Linked DNA regions of Homo sapiens: regions 1, 2, 4 and 5 are each linked to region 3. Evidence: chromatin contacts called from ENCODE Hi-C or POLR2A ChIA-PET data. All regions are on one chromosome and are shown on one strand. Each heading gives the region's core, a stretch centred on a gene start or an enhancer-like site at or near the end of the contact. The rest is flanking DNA. Distances are from core to core; before and after follow the strand shown.

Evidence for each region. Hi-C counts contacts between places; a loop is a spot of excess contacts on that map. ChIA-PET counts read pairs that join two places held with the same protein, here RNA polymerase II (POLR2A). Pooled maps may share reads with other maps.
Region 1: a map of CD8-positive, alpha-beta T cell shows a loop between it and region 3 (8-fold over the local background). The contact joins the promoter of SETD4 here to the promoter of HLCS-AS1 in region 3. A Hi-C loop is called at or near these places in 2 of 168 maps with a recorded cell type or tissue (CD4-positive, alpha-beta T cell and CD8-positive, alpha-beta T cell) and 6 of 50 pooled maps. POLR2A ChIA-PET finds 5 or more read pairs at or near these places in 2 of 52 experiments (MCF 10A and activated naive CD8-positive, alpha-beta T cell).
Region 2: a pooled map shows a loop between it and region 3 (4-fold over the local background). The contact joins the promoter of CLDN14-AS1 here to the promoter of HLCS-AS1 in region 3. A Hi-C loop is called at or near these places in 5 of 50 pooled maps. POLR2A ChIA-PET finds 5 or more read pairs at or near these places in 2 of 52 experiments (Panc1 and activated T-cell).
Region 4: a loop to region 3 is called in a pooled map, with 9 times the contacts of the local background. The contact joins the promoter of CBR3-AS1 here to the promoter of HLCS-AS1 in region 3. A Hi-C loop is called at or near these places in 3 of 37 single-sample maps with no recorded cell type and 11 of 50 pooled maps. POLR2A ChIA-PET finds 5 or more read pairs at or near these places in 2 of 52 experiments (OCI-LY7 and PC-3).
Region 5: a pooled map shows a loop between it and region 3 (26-fold over the local background). The contact joins the promoter of MORC3 here to the promoter of HLCS-AS1 in region 3. A Hi-C loop is called at or near these places in 10 of 50 pooled maps. POLR2A ChIA-PET finds 5 or more read pairs at or near these places in 3 of 52 experiments (Caco-2, PC-9 and naive thymus-derived CD4-positive, alpha-beta T cell).

What each region holds. Positions count from the first base shown.
Region 1 is chr21:36,059,258-36,061,957 of GRCh38, reverse strand. It overlaps SETD4 (SET domain containing 4), which reads left to right and starts at 1,432. Exons shown (of 12, transcript NM_017438.5): 1 at 1,432-1,611. It overlaps SETD4-AS1 (SETD4 antisense RNA 1), which reads right to left and starts at 1,354. Exons shown (of 3, transcript NR_186380.1): 1 at 1,337-1,354. RefSeq lists enhancers at 1,430-1,479, 1,510-1,659.
Region 2 is chr21:36,428,955-36,431,654 of GRCh38, reverse strand. It overlaps CLDN14-AS1 (CLDN14 antisense RNA 1), which reads right to left and starts at 1,330. Exons shown (of 3, transcript NR_183530.1): 1 at 1,243-1,330. RefSeq lists enhancers at 1,270-1,329, 616-1,491.
Region 3 is chr21:36,965,163-36,967,871 of GRCh38, reverse strand. It overlaps HLCS-AS1 (HLCS antisense RNA 1), which reads right to left and starts at 1,413. Exons shown (of 4, transcript NR_186434.1): 1 at 1,261-1,413. It overlaps HLCS (holocarboxylase synthetase), which reads left to right and starts at 1,203. Exons shown (of 11, transcript NM_001352514.2): 1 at 1,203-1,428. The coding sequence starts at 1,234. RefSeq lists silencers at 821-1,290, 1,361-1,690, 1,411-1,741 and an enhancer at 1,801-1,850.
Region 4 is chr21:36,154,841-36,157,641 of GRCh38, reverse strand. CBR3-AS1 (CBR3 antisense RNA 1) reads left to right here and starts at 1,334. Exons shown (of 3, transcript NR_038893.1): 1 at 1,334-1,425. DOP1B (DOP1 leucine zipper like protein B) reads right to left here and starts at 818. Exons shown (of 37, transcript NM_001320714.2): 1 at 699-818. RefSeq lists silencers at 324-623, 654-1,203 and enhancers at 1,384-1,443, 1,524-1,573, 958-1,624, 1,625-2,292.
Region 5 is chr21:36,318,899-36,321,598 of GRCh38, reverse strand. MORC3 (MORC family CW-type zinc finger 3) reads right to left here and starts at 1,402. Exons shown (of 17, transcript NM_015358.3): 1 at 1,296-1,402. The coding sequence starts at 1,334. RefSeq lists a silencer at 819-1,278.

The DNA of each region.
Region 1 (2,700 bases), core at 183-2,682, 910 kb after region 3:
AAATAGGATTTGTGCTCCGTATGCTGAGCGCCGGTCCACTGGGCCCACTTTTCTTTCTCTATACTTTGCCTCTGTGTCTCTTTTTTTTCTCAGTCTCTCATCCCACCCGATGAGAAACACCCACAGGTGTGGAGCGGCAGGCCACCCCTTCACTATTTACATAGTATTTACATTGTATTAGATGTTATAAGTAATCTAGAGATGATTTAAAGTATATGGGAGGATGTGCATAGGTTATATGCAAATATTACACCATTGTGAAAGTTGCAGAATCAAAATGGAGTCACTTGTGTCAAAACCCTGATAAATGCAGCTGGGGAAGGCCTTGAAGGAAGGGTTCTCATGCACTACGCCTCATAACAAGAATTGTCACAAAAGACCCTAACCTTGCAGAAAGGCCCAATCTTAAACACAGAAAATCCTTCTGCAAGGACATCTGTCCAGCAACTTTGGACTGATGCTACCTTTGTTATTCATTCTTTTAGCCAAAGATAATTGATTTAAAGCAATTCATATAATCTTCATTTTCCTTTTAAAAACATCTCCTTGCCTCAACCTCCCCCAAAACGCACACAGTTTACTATGGCATGCATATTCCCATTGCAATGCTACTCCCAGATAAATCTCATTTTCTTTTAGGGAGCCTCTTTTGTTACTTAGGTTTACACCATTGTATACAAGGGACTTGAGCATTCTAATTCTGGTATCCGCAGGGTCCTGGAACCATTCCCCCACGGACACTAAGGGACAACTGTACTTGTTTTTCATGACAGAAAACATGTTTAGGAGTACTAATTTTTTTTCCCCCATAGAAGATTTCCATAGAAGGGTTTTGGAGAGAGACACCACAGGAACATGCTATCAGCATGATTTCTTCCTGATGTTATCCTTGACCACCCGGTAAGGTACTGTTTGCCAGGTTTCTCCACTGTAGTCCCCAACACCATTCCAGGCTGTACTCTTTGGAATCAAGTTACTAGGCATAGCCCATAATCAAAGTGGGGGTGGGTGGGGCAGAAATCGAGCTCCCGCTATTGGAAGAAGGGGTATTTAGATATATTATTTAGAATTTTCCTGTGAGGCGGGTCCTGGGGCCAGAATGAAACGGTGGAATGGGGGCGGGGATTGGCGAGCAAAGTGACTCGACCCGGCAAACCCAGCCTGGCAGGAAAGCCCGAGGTCTGGGCGAACAGGGCCGCGCGCCCTAGGTGGTTTAACTTCGTAAGGAAAGACTCCGCAGGCCGGCTTTTCAGTGCGCAGCTTGCTCGCCTGCGGGTTACTGGGTTTTCTGACCCCTGACTCGACGTAGGGGTTATGGGGCTGTGGGTGTGCCGACCTCGTCCCCGACTGTACTGGGCGTTGGCGGCGAGTCCGCGAACACTGCGCATGCGCGAGCCGGAAGCTGCCGCCCGCGGCGGAAGGGGCGGACCCGGGAGACTGAGGACTTGGATTGCTTAAGGACACCAGGCAGGCGCGACAGCCTTCAGCCTCTCCCTCTGCAGTTTTGGCCGGTTCCTTTAACTTGCCTTCATCTGGGGCTGTTTGGTATTTCCACGTGCCTTGGGCCCGCCCACTGCAGCCTCCATCTTGGAAGCGGCCGCCGGCGCCTAGGTGAGCTAGTAGGACTTCCGGGTCGGGCCTCCAGTTGCCCGGGTAACGGGAGCAGAGTCGGCGGGGTGCGTTCCTTAGTCTTTCATTCATCAGCGTAAAAAGAACTGAGTTTAGGTCGCAGGTCCCCTCCAGGGCAGGCATTATCGTGTGCGCTGCAGTAACCTCTCATCTTGTGGAGTCCTACACTTAGCGCATGTTGCTCCGGCGCGCTGCGTAAAGCTGAGGAGCCTGAGGCCCGAGGTCCGATGCTCGCCTGGCTGGCCTATGGCTGCGGGAGCGGTGTGTGTCGGACCGTAGGACGGCCTCACGGCTAGAGTTTGAGGACTATGGGGGCGGGGACGGTGCCTGTGTCTGTGGCGGTCACCGGGCTTCACGTGGTCCTCAGCAGGGTGATGGTGGACAGCTCGCGCGAGGGCCCGGGAGTCTTGGGGACACTTCCCGGCGCGGTCTGTGGACTGAGCGCTGGGACCCGCACCGAACCAGCCGCCGTTCGCCTCTGGAGCTGGACATGCCGACTTTCGTTAGGTCAAATAATGAACCTTATACTGCGGAAGTGCGGTATTAATATTGCCTGGAGTTCTTGTCTCTTGCTCATTTCTGCCCTCGTATGTTTTAGAAGTAGATTTATTTTTTATTTTTATTTTTTTAATTTATTTTTTGTGACAGAGTCTCGCTCTGTCGCCCAGGTTGGAGTGCAGTGGCGTGATCTCGTCTAGCTGCAGCTTCCGCCTCCTGAGATCAAGCGATTCTCCTGCCTCAGCCTCCCCAGTAGCTGGTATTACAGGTGCCTGCCACCACGCCCGGCTGATTTTTGTATTTTTAGTAGAGACGGGGTTTCACCATGTTGGCCAGGCTGGTCTTGAACTCCTGACCTCAGCCCGCCTCGGGCTCCCAAAGTGCTGGTTTTACAGGCGTGAGCCACTGTACCCAGCCATTATTTTATTTTTATTTATGTATTTATTTTTTTATTTTTTTGAGACGGAGCCTCGCTCTGTCGCCCAGGCTGGAGTGCAGTAGCGCGATCTCGGCTCACTGCAACCTCCGCCTCCCAGGTTCAAGCGATTCTCCTGCCTCAGCCTCCCAAGTAGC
Region 2 (2,700 bases), core at 81-2,580, 540 kb after region 3:
AGCCTGGGCGACAGAGCAAGATGCCGACTCAAAATATAAATAAATAAATAAATGGAAAATAGCAGGTTTTGACGGGGATGTGGAGAAATTGGTGGCCTCTTACATTGTTGGTGGGAATGAAAGTGGTGCAGCTGTGGAGGGAAGTGATTTGGCAGTTCCTCAAAATCCTAAACAGAATTGGTTTCTTAGGACTGCCGTAACAAAGCACCACAAACTTAGTGGCTTAGACAAAGAAACATGCTGTCTCCCAGTTCTGCAGGTGGGAAGTCCAAAATCAAGGTCTTGGCAGGCACAATGGATCATGCCTGTAATCCCACCACTTTGGGAGGCCAAGGCAGGCAGATCACTTGAGGTCAGGAGTTGGAGACCAGCCTGGCCAACATGGTGAAACCCTGTCTCTACTAAAAATACAAAAAACTACCCAGGTGTGGTGGCAGGTGCCTGTAATCCCAGCTACTCAGAAGGCTGAGGCAGGAGAATTGCTTGAACCTGGAGGGTGGAGGTTGCAGTGAGATGAGATCACACCATTGCACTCCAGCATGGGCAACAGAGCCAGACTCCGTCTTGAGAAACAAAACAAAACAAAACCGATATCAAGGTCTTGGCTGAGTTGGCTCCTTCCACAAGGGAAGGATCTGTTCCAGGCTCTCCCAGCTTTTGGCGTACCTGGCTTGTTGGTGCCACCTTCTCCCTGGGTGTCCACAACATCCTCCCTCCATACATGTCTACGTGTGTCCACATCTCCCTGTTTTAGAAGGACACAAGTCATACTGCTTTAGGGTGTGACATTTTAAGTTGATTACATCTGTAAAGACCCTCCTTATTTCCAAATAACATTACATGCTGAGGTACTGGTGGTTAGGACTTCAAGTATCTTTTTGGGAGTACATAATTCAACCCTTTACAGCATTTGATCCAGCAACACAGTGAAACCCCATCTCTACAAAAAATACAAAAATTAGCCAGGTGTAGTGGCACATGCCTGTAGTCCCAGCTATTTGTGGGGCTGAGGTGGGAGGATTGCTTGAGCCCGGGCTGTCGAGGCTGCAGCGAGCCGAGATGGTACCACTGCACTGGAGCCTGGGCGAAAGAGTGAGACTATGTCTCAAAGAAAAAAAAAAAAAAGTACTCGCCCAGAGAAACCGACTCCCCCGCCGCAGGCTTGTGTTACACTGTGGGCATCTCAACCCAGGCTCCATTTCCCATTCTCTCATTTAGCACAGTATAAAAACCCTACGTTACCTTGGAAAATGAAACTCCAGCTGCACAATTCCCTGCCTCTGAGCAGGGAAGCCTGAGGGCCAGTCTGAAGGCGGAGGCGAAAGCTTCTGAGCCTGTGACTCAGGAGTGCCCAGACGTGGTTTCTGGTCCCACCCAGCTGAGCTCCGTTAGTCACCCCGCAGGGTCACGAGCTTCACGCAGCCTCTAGGCGGCCAGATTGTGTTTCTTCCACCTGCTTTATCAGCCAGGAAACAGGAGCCCCTGACTAATCTGAAGCCCTGGCCTCAGAAGAAAACAACGCTAATGACTCAGAGGCCAGAGCTGAGACCAGACAGACCCGGTGTAGCCACTCGGGCCAGGCTGCTCTGCGAAGCTGCTGTTTCCTCTGCTGCCGAAGCGGTTTCTTCCACCCAGGGCGGTGCGGTGGTTTGGCGACTTAGAGGTTTGGAGGTCCCTTCTTCCTAAGAGTTAACTGTCCTGAAAAAGCCCAAAACAAGAGCGGCATGATCTTAAATCCTGGGGAGAGGACACAGGCTGCCTGGAGGGGCCGAGGGCACACCTAGAGCTGGGGTTTTGTTCTCACTCTGTTGCCCAGGCTGCAGCACAGTGGTGCGATCTCGGCTCACTGCAGCCTCAACCTCGCTGGGCTCAGATGATCCTCCCACCTTAGCCTCCTGAGAAGCTGGGACTACAGGCACGTGCCACCACATCTGGCTAATTTTTTGTAATTTGTAGAGACAGGGTTTCACCATGTTGTCCAGGCTGGTCTTGAACTCCTGGGCTCAAGCAGTCTGCCTGCCCTGGCCCCCCAAAGTGCTGGGATTACAGGCGTGCGCCACCGCGCCTGACCAAAGAGCTGGGTTTTGATTCCACATGTGGAGGAGGTGCCTGCCTAGGGCTGACTGGGAAAAGTGTCTAGGGCTGAGCTCACAAAGTGATGAGCTCCCCGTTGCCAGAGGGCTTCAAGCTGAGGCTGAGTGAGACGAAGCACGATGGAGTGAACGGTATCCCTGTGTTGGAAGGAGGGTGGGTTATGTGAAAAGTGTCCCTTGTGGAAAAGAGGAAAATAGCCCAGCCCTGGGCTCCACTTCCTTGAAAGCGAATTTGGTGTCTGCTCCTTGGACAGATCAACACAAGCACCTACCCTTCCCAGGCCGCCGTCCCTTCTTCACCCAGAAGGGGAGTTCAGGGAAACTGGGCAGACATGGGCAATCCCACTGGGTTGGCTGCTTCTGGCTGTAAAATTCAAATCTCTAAGGCCTCTCCAATAACACAGTCCTAAAATTTCACATCATCAGCAAAGTCATGACTGCCATCTTGAGCTCCAAAACACCCCTCAAATGCGCCTATCCCTCCACCCTGCAAGCCAGCATCTGGCCCAGGTCCGTCCCCGCTGTCTGGACTATTGCAGTCACTGCCTGGCTAGGATTCTGTCCACAGTTCATTGCCCACATGGCATCCAGAGAGCTCTTTCTAAAA
Region 3 (2,709 bases), core at 164-2,663:
GACGGGCACCTGTAATCCCAGCTACTCGGGAGGCTGAGGCAGGAGAATCGCTTGAACCCAGGAGGCAGAGCTTGCAGTGAGCCGAGATTGCACCACTGCACTCCAGCCTGGGTGACAGAGAGAGACTGTCTCAAAAACAAACAAACAAAAACTATCCTTAGATTAAGACATGGACGTGGTGTACATGATTGCTTTTGCTGCATCTTGCCACCTATTTTCAGCGAGGGCCAGAATAGGAAGCCACTGGATGGAATTCTTTGCTGTGCTTCGCAGCTGTTCAGAACACGTTCTTTACATAATGCCTTTTAAAGAAATGAGGTTCTATGGGAGAAGCCTCTGTGTCAGGACTAATTATGCTTCCCTTGGAGACAAGAACACCAAATCATGGTGATGTTTTCCTTTTCCCACTGGTGTTAGGATGCTTACAGTCAAACTGTTGACCCACATGTAGCAAGAACACCATAGGGAGCCTTCCTGGCACAGCCTTTTTAGAGGCAGCCTTCTTGGTGCTTATCTGTCTTCAATTTCTGTTTCCTGTCCTTATTTAAAAAAACATTATTGCATCCCGTGAATGTATGTGATTGACCTTAAAATCTTTTGCATGAAGGCTTAGTATAATTTAATAAAAACGGCCTTATCTTATTTTCCCAAGTCGACTGGGTAGCGGCTGTGGAGCGCTCTGGGACTCCCGGTGTGCTGCTGGTTAGTAAAGGTTGGCCTTGGCAGCTATGAACATAGGCAGAGCCCCCTCCTCAATCCGCCTCCCACCCCTCCAAGGAAGGGAGGCCGGACTTGGCTTAAACAGGTCGGGCAGCCACTGGAGCCTCCCCTCCCCCGCATCCACAACATACCCATCCCACTCCTCAGCCCTGGCGCGGCCCCGCACCCCGGCCTCCACTCCCTCGAGCCCCCTCTCCGGGTGCAGCCCCGGCGTCCCCTGACCCCGGTGCACACCCCCCGCCCCAGCGCTGCCCCTCGCCGCCGCCACCAGCCCTGGGCGCGGCCTCCGGAGCTCCCCATCACACAGCCGGGCGCGGCCTCACCCCCCCCCGCCCCTCCCGCCGCAGCCTCCAGTTGCCCGCGTCACCTTCCGGGTCCCCGCCTCCCCCGCCGTCCCCACCCCCGCGCCGCCTGGCCCGGGGGGGCGGCGCGGCCCTTCCGGCCGGGGCGGGGCCGGGCCTGGGGCGCTGGGGCGGGCGGGCAAGGCGGGCTCGCCCTGCCGGCGGCGCGGCCATGCTCATCACGCTGTGCTACCTGTACCTGTGGGCGCGCTGGGGTCGCCGGCCGGCTGAGCTCGTGCGCGCCACGGTGCGGCGGCTGCGTGCCTCGCGCTGTTCCTTCACCTTCTGCGGCGCGGCCGCGCAGCCCCCGGGCGCCCGCGTGTGCCTGAGCCGTGGCGGCCGCGTCTTCTGCGTCAGCGACAGCCAGGTGGGCGGGTCGGGCGGGCGGGCGACCCGGGCCCCGCGAGCCGGAAGTGCCCCCGTCCCTGCGCCTCGTCCCCGCCGGGAGCCCGGGAGTTCGGGAGCCCCGGAGTGGCGCCCTCAGTGCGGCCTGTGCGGCCCGGGAGGGGCTGTTGCCCCGGGGCCCAGAGAGAGGCCGGAGGTGCGGGACTCGGACCACGGACCCGGTCGCCTCTTCCCGGCCAGCCGGGCGGTGCTGGACGCGTGACTCTAGGCGCGCACCTGTGAGGACGTGAGCTGTGGATTGACAGCCGGACGCCAGCAGTGCCCACCTGGGGTCGCCCCCAACCTCCTCTCCCACACTTCGAGCCGGCGTTTGGGTGACCGTGAACCAGGAGAGACAGCTGTGGCGGGCCGGGAGCGGTGGCTTATGCCTGTAATCCCTGCACTCTGGGAGGCCTAGGAGGAAGGACAGCTTTGAGCCCAGGAGATGGAGACCAGCCTGGGCAACATAGCTAGACCCCTCTCTACAAAAAACAAAACAAAAAAAACACTTAGGTCGGCGTGGTGGCACGCGCCTGTAGTCCCAGCTACTCTGGAGGGTGAGGCGGGAGGGTCACTTGATCCCGGGAGGTTCACTTGAGCCCCGGAGTTTGAAGCTACAGTGAGCTATGATTGAGCCATTGCACTCCAGTCTGGGTGACAAAGCAAGACCCTGTCTTAAGAAAAAAAAAAAAAAATCCCAAACAAAAAACTCCCACCTGTGTCATCAGCTTTTTGTCAGATGTCCCCAAATTTACAAAAACTGCCCTTTTCCCTCTCCATCTTCTGTCAGTTGGTTGCATCATTCACCAACTTGGGCACCCGACTGATGGTCTTTGCGTCTTTTAAATTTCAGTTGACAGTCAGCCTTTGTTTTTTTTGACCCAGTGCTTAGGATGGTGGTTACGTGTTCAGCCCACTCTGTCACCTACCTTGTGACTTGGGCCAGTCAATTAATCTCTGTAAAAAGTCTGCTGCCTTGCTGTAAAGGGAACAATAGATCTTTCCATTCAGCTGTTTTTGGAAATGGGCTTAGCTTCACAGTGCAGTACTGCACAAAATTTCATGGACATCGGTAGCATTGTTCTCATTAATATTTAAACGTGTTTTGCTTTTAATCTGTTTCTTGTCCCTTTCCTCTGTTTTCTGGAATATTGCCTCACTTTTAGCACTAAAATGACGTTTTCTGCATATGTCACACCGTAAAGCCCCTGTGGGGAATTGAATCTTATCTCAGGTTTGAACATTGCCTGGAGGCTGTGCTTAG
Region 4 (2,801 bases), core at 85-2,584, 810 kb after region 3:
GGCAGCAGACTTGTGGGGCCGGGGGGACGGTCTTCCCTCGCCTTACCAAAAAAATCCTAGCAAAGTCTTCCCAATTGTGGGGCTGCAGTCGCGAGTGTAAGGCAACACTGCGGGTAACAGTCCCCGCGAGCAGCCGGGAACCCTGCAGGGCGCAGGGGCCAGGCTGGCAGAGCGCGCACTGCGGCCCGGATCCCTTCTCCTGGGGACTGGCTGGAAGACTGGGGTCTTCCCCAACGAGGAAAGCCCTTAGTTCTCACAGGTCTGCGTCCCCAGCCTCCTCCCCAGCCAGGGCACCAGCAAACAAAGGCTGAGCGTCTCTTCGTGGGCCGGCCCCGGGAGGGCGCGCGGGCCGCGACCCACCCCTGGACCTGCACCTGCCGCCCCGCTCGGCGAGGGCGTGGCCGGCATCATATCCTCCGCGCCAGGGTCGGGTAACCCTAGGGGACCCCACCCAGTCTCCCCGCTGCCCTCCCGGTCTCCGGCCCCGAGCTCTCCGCCCCCGCACTGCAGCAGAGCGCGCCGCAGGCCCGGGCCGCGCGCCGGTAAGCCACCTGCACCCCGGGCCGCCCCACGGCGCCGCCCAAGCCCTCTGGACCCGGAGAAGGACCCGCGGGCCGGCGGGGAGGAGATGCCCGGCTCCTCCGGCTTCGCCCAGCGGCTGAGGACTGGACGCCGGACAGGGCGCAGGCACGACTTACCGCGGCAGTGGCCCTGTTGGCGGGCGCGCTCACGTGCGGCGCGGAGGAGCCCTCCGGGCTGGGGGAGAGAGACTGGGCAGGGCTGCGGCGCGGCCGGGAGCCAGAACCGCCGAGGAAGAGCCGGAGAACCAGCGGCAGCGGCTCTTCCCCACCGCGCGGGTCGGGGCGGAGCCTGGAAGCCGGGCCTCGGCGCTTGGGGCGGGGCTGGAAGGCGGGGCTGGACGCCTGGAGGCGGGCTCAGGGGCGGGACCTGGAGGTGGGCCATAGGCGCGCGGGGGCGGGGTTTCCGCGGGCGGGGCGGAACTAGAAGACGGGGCCTGACCGAAGGAGGCGGGATCAAGGGCGGGGCCTGGAAGTGGGCTGTCCCTACAGGGGCGGGGCCTCGGCTGGCCGGGCTAGGCTGGAAGGCGGGGCCTGACTCATGAAGGTGGGATCAAGGGCGGTGCCTGGAGGCGGGCCATAACAACAGGGGCGGGGCCTCGACGGGCTGGGCTGGACTGAAAGGCCAGGCTTGACTCACGGAGTCGGGGTCAGGGGCGGGGCCTGGAGGTGGGCCTTAGACGCGGGGGCGGGGCTTCGGCTTGGGAGCAGGGCTTGGGGAGGGCCCCGGCGTACTGGGGCGGTTCAGTCGCCTCAGCCGCGGTGTGAGGGAGCGGGAGTCTTCCTTAGCTTCTCCGCCATGGGTGTCGCTTCGTAGCCGGGCTGCTCCGGGAAAGGCCTCGTACAGGTGAGCGGGGCGGCGTTCGCGCCTCACCTGGGGACCCCCGACACAACCGAGTGGAAGGGGACATTGGTCAGTGCCCGCCCAAGGTCGTCCGCGCGTGTGTCGGCCCTCGGAGGTGCTTTGGAGTCACTCACAGAAACGGAGAAGCGGGGGCTCCTCGAAGGGTGCGCGGCACCTGGTTCACCCCATCTTTTCCCTCTGGACCACGTCCAAGCCCTCCACACACGTTTGGGGCGCAGGGGGCGCGGCGGGCTTGGGACCCCTGCTAAGTTGCCCCAGCCCGCACGGGCCTCAGGTTTCCGACCCTGGGCGACAGGAGAGGTGAGATCATTTCTACCTGGACAGAGCTTATCACGTGGACTGTGGCTCAGGAAGGAGACCTTGACGTCAACCTTAGAAAGCATTCATATCTCCAGACAATCACCAGCCCCTGCCTGCCATCCTCTCGAGCGCTGGGACCTAGACGGTCCAGTCCGACCGCTTCAGGGTAGGACGCACCTGGAGGGTGCGCGGTAGGCAGTGCTCACCTGAGCACAGGCCCTGTCCCCACCCAGCTGTGGCTCCAGCCAACCCGAAGTGGGCCACTTGTGGATGAAGGCTGTCATTTCTGCAGTGGCCTCGCTCCTTTTAACTCCCGAGCGTCCTTTAGAAATGTTCAGACCAGGTCTGGAGTTCGTGAAGGCGAGGCAGTGGTCAATGAGCTTGGGAGGTGGGGGAGGTCATGAGCACCTGGAAGTTGTTTAGAACACTTTGTGTATATGCATGTTTCTAGGGGAGGGGTATATTATCAGCTTCCAAAGTGGATCTATCACTTCCCTGGAAACACTAAGAATATTTTAATAGCTTGGGATGCTGGACCTGTGGCCCAGCCAGGCTGCTGATTCTGATTTTGTCTCCATTTGGCATATACCAAGTGCCCCAGATGTAAATCCTCTCATGGTCAATTTGAGGAATGGTCTTAAGATAGAAGCAGAGAGAAACGAAAAGATTGAGCCATAGTTAGCAGGAAAAAAAATTAATTTCATGAAAATTGATTTCCTAATGAGAATATGATAAACTGGTTTTACAAAAGCAGCAAACAAAACCAGCAAAAACCAAAAAACAACAAAAAAAAAACAAGAAGATGGCAAGCAGGTGAGTTTTTTTTTTTTTTAGGTTCTTCAAATCCTAGTCACACTCAACACTGCACTGAACAGAGATGAAAGAACTGCTTTACACTTAACATTGAAAAAAGAAGTAGTCTGTTTGTGCCAAAGCCACCATGCACATACAATCTGTGCCTTGTATTCATATACCACCTATCTGTAAAGGATTCCAGGTGTGTGTGCGTGTGGGGGGGTTTAATTTAATTTTGACAAATTCATTTGTAAATCATAATT
Region 5 (2,700 bases), core at 153-2,652, 650 kb after region 3:
CAAGTGGGGAATAATTAATGTTTACACTCAGTGGTTAAAAAAAAAAAAAAGAAAAAAAGAATAAAATTGTCCTCTATTTTCAAACTACTAAAGCCTAGCTCACTCAATAAGCTAGTTACATAACGAAAGGATGGACCTTTATCCAGAATACGTAAAGAACTCTTACAAATCAATAAAGATCCTCCCAAAAGAAAAACAGAAAATGGTCAAAGGATATGAATAGGCAATTCAAAAAAACAAAACAAAAAACCACAAAGACTAATACATGCGAAGAGCTCAACAACACAAACAGTCAAGGAAACGCAAGTAAAAGCAAATATCATTTCACAAATATCGGACTAGAAAAAATTTAAAGTCCGTCAAAACCAGGTGTTAGAATCTGCCTAAACGAATGAAAGTCCCAGAGCAATGCACCAATTATTCACTACGTGTTTGTACCCCAAGGAGTCACTACCCATTCGAATGTTAAAATTAGTGGCACTAGGGCAGTCATTCTTTGGCAAAAGTCAACAACCTCCAGAAAAGAGGAACATTTCAGCATAACATCAACTGCGCTCACAAGGTAGAAAAGTTTTTTAGGATAATCAGGTGGGGAAGCCACGCCCACATTTCCTGGACGTGAGATTTCAAGTTATCTTGTGTGACCGCTCCCTACGATTTAAGATACAAGAAATGTTCACAGGGTTTCCAAGAACTCGAAACGCCCCAAAACAGACGCAACGCGGGATAAAGAGGAGAGCTCGAGCTCAGCGATCTAGGGTCTGGGCCCCAAGGCTTCCACTGCCAAGGAAGCTGCAGGCACTGACAGGCATCAGGCACACTCATCCTGACTCCACTCGCCCGCAGGCAGGCCCGCAGCCCCGTCCCCCCGCCCCCGGGACGTCGAGGCCGCCGGCGTTTCTGGACGCGGAACCCGCTCCCTCCCACCACGACGCCCAGCGGACAGAAGAGGGTCAGGGGCCCCGCGGCCCCGAGAGCAGACCGATCTCCCGCCGAGGCCTCGCCCGCGGACGACAGCTGCTGGGAGACTAGGAGGGAGCTGGGAGGAGGAGCCGCGACCCTGGCCCGCCCCGAAGCAAAACAGAAACACAATGCAGAGGCGACGGAACGCAGCCCGGCCCGCAGCCGAGCTGTTCCGCCGACGGGAGCGAGATGGCCGCCCCCTCCCCGGGCCCCGCCGCAGCCCCCGCCGCCGCGTCGGCCCCACAAGCCGCCACCGCCCACTGCCGGCCCCCCTTCGCTTGCCCGCCCGCCCTCCTGGGACACGGCCCGCTCCACCCCTCGCGGCTGCTCACCGCGCTGAGGCGTATCCCGCGGGGTGGCTGCGCCGCCATCTTGAGCGAGCTACAAAGCCAGGAACGGCCTCCGCCGCAACCCGACTGGGAGGTGGCGGAACGACTGTGGAGCCCTATGGGTACCGCCCACTTCCGGGGAGGGGCGCACGTCTGGCCCCTCCCACCCACTTCCGCCTCCAGGCAATGCCGAATTGGGAGCTTGGGGAAGATGAATTGCCTGACTGGTTAAAGCAGGGTACAGTGGGAGCTGAGCTTCCAGCGCGGGGCCCTGCGGGCCTAGGGCGCATGCGCGAGGCGCGGCCGGCCCGTACCCGTCTCGACACCCAGCTGGAGCTCGAGACTCGGGGATCTAGAGTTTGAAGCCTGGCGCGAGATGCGGTATACCCGAGACCGGTGAACTCCAGTCACTTGACCTGGTCGGATGTGAATTGCGCAGAAAAAAGCCATTCCATATCCACCAGTGTCCATGTGAAACCTTAACGAAATAAAGACGGAAATTAATGTAGACTGTTTGGATTTGCCCTGAAAACTATCAATCTAACTCATGATTTAAAAAAAAAAAAAAGAGTTCTGGGGCCGGGCGCGGTAGCTCACGCTTGTAATCCCAGCACTTTGGGAGGCCGAGGTGGGCGGGCGGATCACCTGACTTCGGGAGTTCGAGACCAGCCTGACCAACATGGAGAAATCCCATCTCTACTAAAAATACAAAATTAGCCGGGCGTGGTGGTACATGCCTGTAATCCCAGCTACTCGGAAGGCTGAAGCAGGAGAATGCTTGAACCCAGGAGGCGGAGGTTGCAATGAGCCGAGATTGCGCCATTGCACTCCACCCTGGGCAACAAGAGTGAAACTCCGTCTCAAAATAAATAAATAAGAGTCCTAAAGGCATAAGGCCGGTGCAGTGGCTCATGCCTATAATCCCAACACATTGGGAGGTCGAGGTTGGGGGTTCACTTGATAGGGGTTCAAGACCAGCCTGGCCAACATGGTGAAACCCCATCTCTACTAAAAATACAAAAATTAGCTGGGCATATTAGTGGGCGCCTGTAATCCCAGCTACTCGGGGGGCTGAGGCAGGAGAAGTGGGTGAACCCAGGACAAGGAGGTTGCAGTGAGCCCAGATCGCGCCACTGTACTCCAGCCTGGGCGACAGAGTGAGACTGTCTCAAAAAAATTAATTATTTTTAGAAAGAGAAATTGGCTGGGTGCAGTGGCTCATGTCTGTAATCTCAGCACTTTGAGAGGCTACATTGCGAGGGTCTCTTGAACCCAGGAGTTCGAGACGAGCCTGGGCAACACGAGGAGACCTCATCTTTACAAAAAAAAAATTGAATTAGCTGGCAGGGCGTGGTGGCTCACACCTGTAATCCCAGCACCTTGGGAGGCTAAGGCGGGCAGATCACTT